Regions from separate parts of the Homo sapiens genome. Here region 2 is linked to region 1. A link is a contact called in ENCODE Hi-C data. All regions are on one chromosome and are shown on one strand. Each heading gives the region's core, a stretch centred on a gene start or an enhancer-like site at or near the end of the contact. The rest is flanking DNA. Distances are from core to core; before and after follow the strand shown.

Region 1 (2,802 bases), core at 217-2,716:
CACCCTCTTGATTTAAATGAAAGTGTTTGGGGGAATAAAAGATGAACCTTTTTTTTTTTTCTTTGTCAGATCTTGCGCTCATTTGGTTCTGGTGGGGAACAACAGCTGTGAGAGAACACGTGTATTCAAATAGAATTAATTCCCCTCTCTTATTCTCGCAGCTGAGCAGGGCTCAAGTGCCTCTCATCTGAAAGAGGTAATAAGATTTTGTCTGTCTCCTCATCTACCTTTTGCAAGTACACTGAACAAATTAGCTCTCGGGACTCTTCCAAATGGAGTTTTATGAGGGATTTGCTAAGGTAAACGTTTTAGACTTTGAACACAGTTCAGATTTCAGGGGCAGTACTGAAATCTGAACTGTGTTGCTAACTGCCCAGCCTTTCAACTCAAGACACAATAACTTTGAACTAAAATAATTATATTTTTGTTGTTTTCCACTCTGTCCCCCACGTCTATATCACCACCACCCCCAATCCCGCCCCCCAGGAGCTAACTCCTCCTTCCTGTCCCTGCAAGATCAAAACTCCTCCTGGAAGCCCCGCTAGCTCTGTCTGCTCGCCTTCGTGGCAGATATCGCTATTGTACTTTTATACTTATTTGTGTGATAAGTACCTCAATGTCCACTTCTTCCACGAGCCCCTGAGCCCCTGGAGGGCCTGGACCACACCTAGTTTTTCTCACTGTTACATCTCCCTTGCCAGACACATGGTAGGCGCTTAATAAGTATTTGGTGAACGAATGGCTTGTTTGGTGACAGTCCAAAGGGTGGGGGACAGAGGGAAAACTCCCTCCTATCGGGCCCCGGACGGGTGGCGCTGATGGAGAGGAGGCTAGGATAACGCCTCCAGGACCGAAGCGCGCACCCATAAGGCCCCTGCCAAAAAGACCTTCCTGAAGGCGGAGGAACTGCGAGAGTGCCTACGTTGGCCCAAGGCCTGACCGGACGATCCCGGGGACCCTCGCCCTAACCGGCCCCGACTCCCGGGCCCCAAACCCGGACTCGGCCCCGCCTGAAGCTCCGGATCCTGGGGCCCGTCCCTGGCTCCGCGTCGGCAGACCGTGGGCTCGCTCCTGGGCCTGCCTCAAACTCTCCGCAGGTAACGCCTCCCGAACTTGAGCCACGCTCCAATCCCCTCCTCAAACCCCTCCCCGTTTCTCACACCCTGGACCCCTCGCTCCGTCTCGGCCCCGCCCCAAGCCCAGCTCCCTCTCGGCCCCTGAGCCCAGCCCCGACCCGCCTCCCAGTCCCTGGGTCCCTCCCGACACCGGCCCCTCCCTAAGCTCCGCCTCCCAGGGCCCGCCTCCTGAGCGCAGCCAGCAGCCCGGACTCGGCCCCGCCTCCCGGACCCTGGGCCCCTCCCCACGTAGGCCCGTCCTAAGCTCCGCCTCCCAGAGTCCGAGCAGCGCCTGGCCACGTGCTACGACATAGTCAACGCCCCGCCCTGGCCCCGCCTCCTGAGCCGTTCTCCGGGTCTGGCCTTAGCCCCGCCCTAGGACCTGTCTCCTGGGCTCTGCTCCGAGTCTCGCCTCCTGAACCCAATCGTCCTTTACCCCCACCCTAACGCCCGCCTCCAGGACTCTTATCCTGCCCCCACGCAAGGCCCCGCCTCCAGGACGTCTCCAACCTGGATGTTTCCGAAGCCCCGCTTCCAGGATCGCCCTGTCCTGGCCCCGCCCCAGGACACGCCAACCTGAACTCTCCCCAGGACCTGCCCCAACGACGCTTCTCCTGGCCCTACCCCAGGCCTCGCCCTCAAGACGCTCATTCTGGCCCCACCCCAGGCCCCCGCCTCATAACGCTCATCCTGGCCCCGCCCTAGAGCCGCTCCCACGACTCTCATCCTAAGCCTACCCCCAGGCCCCGCCCCCTCTCTGCCCCCGCGCACTGCCCTGGGCCCGCCCCCTTTTCAGTCCAGGCTCGGCTTCCGCCCGGTCTCCCGGCAACGCTGCGGCCCCGCCCCCGTCATGGTGCCCGAGGAGAACGCGGGGACCGAACTCTTGCTGCAGAGTTTCGAGCGCCGCTTCCTGGCGGCGCGCGCACTGCGTTCCTTCCCCTGGCAGGTGGGCGGCGGGGCGAGCGGAGAGGCCCGCGGGGCTCGCGGGAGTCCAGGGGCAGACGGGATGGGTCTCCGTGCTGAAGCCTCCAGCGCTCCCGCCACGTGAATGCCTGGGCTCCCGCCGGTCAGGTCCGCGCGACCCGGTCCCCGTCCCTGGGGCCTGGCCAGAGTTGCTCGCACCCCTCCTGCCCCGCGAGCTGGCGGGAGAAGCTGGGGGCCTCTCCACCGTCTTGGGGGGCAGACGCGCACTCGTTGTGGGGTACAGTTCACGATCATTTTCACGACTTTTTAAAGACAGTAACCGTTCTGGTCACTGGGACAGAGCTGCCCTCGCCCATTCTAAAAAGTCAGCGCCCTCAGGACCACGGGTAACCACGTCCTCCTGAGCGCAGTGACCAGGTCACAGGCTGTCTCTCCTGCCTCAGTGTTCTCGTCTGTATGTCGAGCACTGCACAGAATCGGCTCATGCTCTGAGGTTCTCACGCCTGTGATGGAAGAGACAGAGAAGGGGGTGGCCTCTCGTCTCCCTGGGGACCTGCCATTCTCAGCACAGGCGCATGGCAGGCAGCAGCCTCCCTTCTGCCAGTAGAGGGGCTTAATGCACCCGGCCCCATTTGTAATTCATGTGCGGTGAGCTCACTGGGATGAGTGAGTTTGGATATATATTCCTCCCTGGGTCTGCCCCATTTTATGGGGTGTTGCTTAATCATTTGCGTTATTCCATTGATATGAAATATTTGCACTC
Region 2 (2,802 bases), core at 103-2,602, 670 kb before region 1:
GAGAGGCTGAGGCAAGAGCATCGCTTGAGCCCAGGACTTCAAGGTTACAGTAAGCTATGATTACACCACTGCATTCCATCCTGGGTGACAGAGCAAGACTCTGTCTCAAACAAGTCTCCATCTTTGAAATGTTCACAGCCTAGAGGACAAAATAGAAACAACCAGTCGATTAACCAGTATTTACTAAGTGCCTACAATTTTGAAATCATTGTATTGCTTTAACAAAGGCAAGTAGGTTCAACTCAAAACTTGTTCATACGTATCTCATGCGGTTGTTAAAAGTATGTTGCTCTTGTTTTTCCAACCCGATGAAGCCTGTTCCCAAGGCAGGGACTGTCTCCTCCTACAATCTCACAAAGCCAAGCAAAGGGCTGGGCACAAAGCGGGCACTTGGCAAGTCTAATGAAAAAGAACTGTTGAGAAAGAATACGAGTTCCTGACTCTTCCCAGTCCCCATCTTGTCAGAAGATGTCTCAGCCACCCTTCTCTGATTCAGCATCTCTTCCCATGAAGGGAAAGGAACTCGAGGGTGCTGTCTGTCTGGGATCTGTTTTTTCCACGCCACACTCCTATCCTCACCCCACAAAAGAGATCAGTAAACTGACAAGTGCCTACGGAGGGTAGAGAGGCCCCCTCCTTCTTTCCTAGCTGCCCCCCGACCCTGTGCCTAAGACAGCTCACCAACCCCACGGTTTTCAAATCAAACCGTATTGTCACCTATGGGTGACTTTGGGTCAGTCGGCGACACCTCGCTCTGAGCGTCAGTTTCCTCATCTGTAATAAGCTAATCATCTCTCAGAGGCTTGCAGGGAGGAATAAAATAGTGCCTGGCAAGTGCTCGGCGTACGCAGTCACTACTCGATACGGGGTAAGTGTTATCCTTTTGAAAGGCGGCAGGATGACAAAGCCGAGGGGGCGCAGCCTGAAGGCCCGAAGGAGGTTCGGGGCAGGCTGACTGAAGACAGAAGGCCGAGCGGGCTGACAGGGCGGAAGGCCGCGGCGGGAAATGCGGGAAAGGCGGGAAGCAGCGAAGGCGGGCGGGCGGTCTGGGCATCAGCTCCGGCGGCGGCAGCCCGCATCCCCTCACCTTCCTTCTCGCCCACCTCGTCCCCCCCTCACCTCGCTTGATCACATGCATCGCAGCTAGTGGCTGAGGCTCTGAAGGATCCAAGACTGGACTGCGGCTCTAAAGCGCCGGCGGGATCGAGAAGGTGACAGAGTGGGAAGGGTTAGGTTCCAGGCGCTGCTCAGGGGAAAGAACTGGAGTTGGAGCCAGACAGCACTTTCTTCAGAGCAGAGGCGCAACAATCCAAATCCCCTTCCCGCGCCCGCCACCCGTGACGCACAAAGGGGCGCGACGGGGTTCGAATGACGTTACTCGACGCTGCGGCCCACGCCCGGGGTAGGCTTCACAGACTGACAGGCGACGTGTAGCCGCCATGTTGAGTCTGGGCAAGACCCAGAAGACTACGCCTCTCCCATGGGCCCCATTGGATATGGACATGCCCGGCGGAAATGCTGCTCTCCTGCTACCATGTTTTGTGTGGGCAAGCCGAGTTCGGGACCCTCGGGGCCCTGGCGTAGCACCTAGAGCCCGCTGGGTCAGGCGCCGCCCTCTCACCTGCGCGTCTCCGCCGGAGGAAAGGCGGTTAATTTATTTTTGAAATAACAAAACCTAACCGGCGGGAACGTTTTTCTTGCTCTGACATTTATTATAATAATACTAACACTGCCGTCCGCTGTGGGCTCCAGCCCAGGCTCCACAGCCGTGGGCAGCTTGGAGCCCCAGGGCTTTTAGATCGGCCAGAGGACTGACACTCTGGAACTGGAAGAAAACCGCGCAAGGCCGATGGCGTTTGGATTTTATCCTGACGCAAATCAGAGCCCTGAGAGAATTTTAAGCAGGGCAGGGTCAGTACCCATTTGCTTTTAGGGTTCTTCAGTGGATGGTGGCAGAGACAGGGTATTTGCCTTGTGGAGGTAGGATGGACTTGGTGACTTAGAGTGGAGAATAAGAATAGATGAGAACCGTAATATGTAAGGCTGGTGTAGAAGCTTCTGATTTGGGCTACCCAAAGCGATCTTTATGAAATTTCATCTGTGGCATCTTTTCCCTAAAGCCTTTTCGTTGGTTTCTCACTGCCCTCCAGAAGCTGCCCAGGCTCCCTGTGAAGTAATTTCAAAAATCATGGAAAGTCGTAAGTGAGCCTGTAATTGCAGCATTTTGGGAGGCTAAGGCGGGAGCATCATGTGAGGCCAGGTGTTGAGATAAGCCTGGGCAACATAGTGAGACCCCATTTCTACAAAAAATAGAAAAAGTAGGCCAGCGCGGTGCTTCACTCCTGTAATCCCAGCACTATGGGAGGCCAAGGCGGGCAGATCACGAGGTCAGGAGTTCGAGACCAGCCTAACCAACGTGGTGAAACCCCCCCGCTGCTAAAAATACAAAAAGTAGCCAGGCATGGTAGCACGCGCCTGTAATCCCAGCTACTCAGGAGGCTGAGGCAGAAGAATCGCTTGAACGCTGGAGGCAGAGGTTGCAGTGAGCCAAGATCGCGCCATTGCACCCTAGCCTAGGCAAGAGAGTGAGACGCCGTCTCAAAAAAAACAAAAAAAAAGAAAGAAAAATTAAATAGATATGTTTTTTAAAAGTCGTAAGTGAAGTTATAGGATAGATAGGGTCAAGTTTACCCAGACATAGGGTTTCCCAATTTAGCAAATAAAAATGTGTCCCAGATACTGCATGAGAGAAAATTATACTTTAAAAACTGTTTATCTGAAATTCACATTTAACTGGTCATC

The links. A loop is a pair of places that touch in the nucleus more often than their neighbours do. Pooled maps may share reads with other maps.
Region 2: a loop to region 1 is called in a pooled map, with 23 times the contacts of the local background. The contact joins the promoter of RRM1 here to the enhancer-like site in region 1. A Hi-C loop is called at or near these places in 3 of 37 single-sample maps with no recorded cell type and 11 of 50 pooled maps.

The regions. Positions count from the first base shown.
Region 1 is chr11:3,421,660-3,424,461 of GRCh38, reverse strand. It overlaps the pseudogene FAM86GP. Among named protein-coding and RNA genes, the nearest start is that of ZNF195, 44 kb to the right of the region's middle. RefSeq lists silencers at 1,174-1,383, 1,884-2,023, 2,054-2,193. Within about 2 kb of position 1,466, at least 36 of the 41 ENCODE cell types and tissues checked have a DNase peak (open chromatin) inside an H3K27ac peak, as active enhancers do.
Region 2 is chr11:4,093,349-4,096,150 of GRCh38, reverse strand. It overlaps RRM1 (ribonucleotide reductase catalytic subunit M1), which reads right to left and starts at 1,352. Exons shown (of 19, transcript NM_001033.5): 1 at 1,120-1,352. The coding sequence starts at 1,138. RefSeq lists enhancers at 1,123-1,592, 1,653-1,722.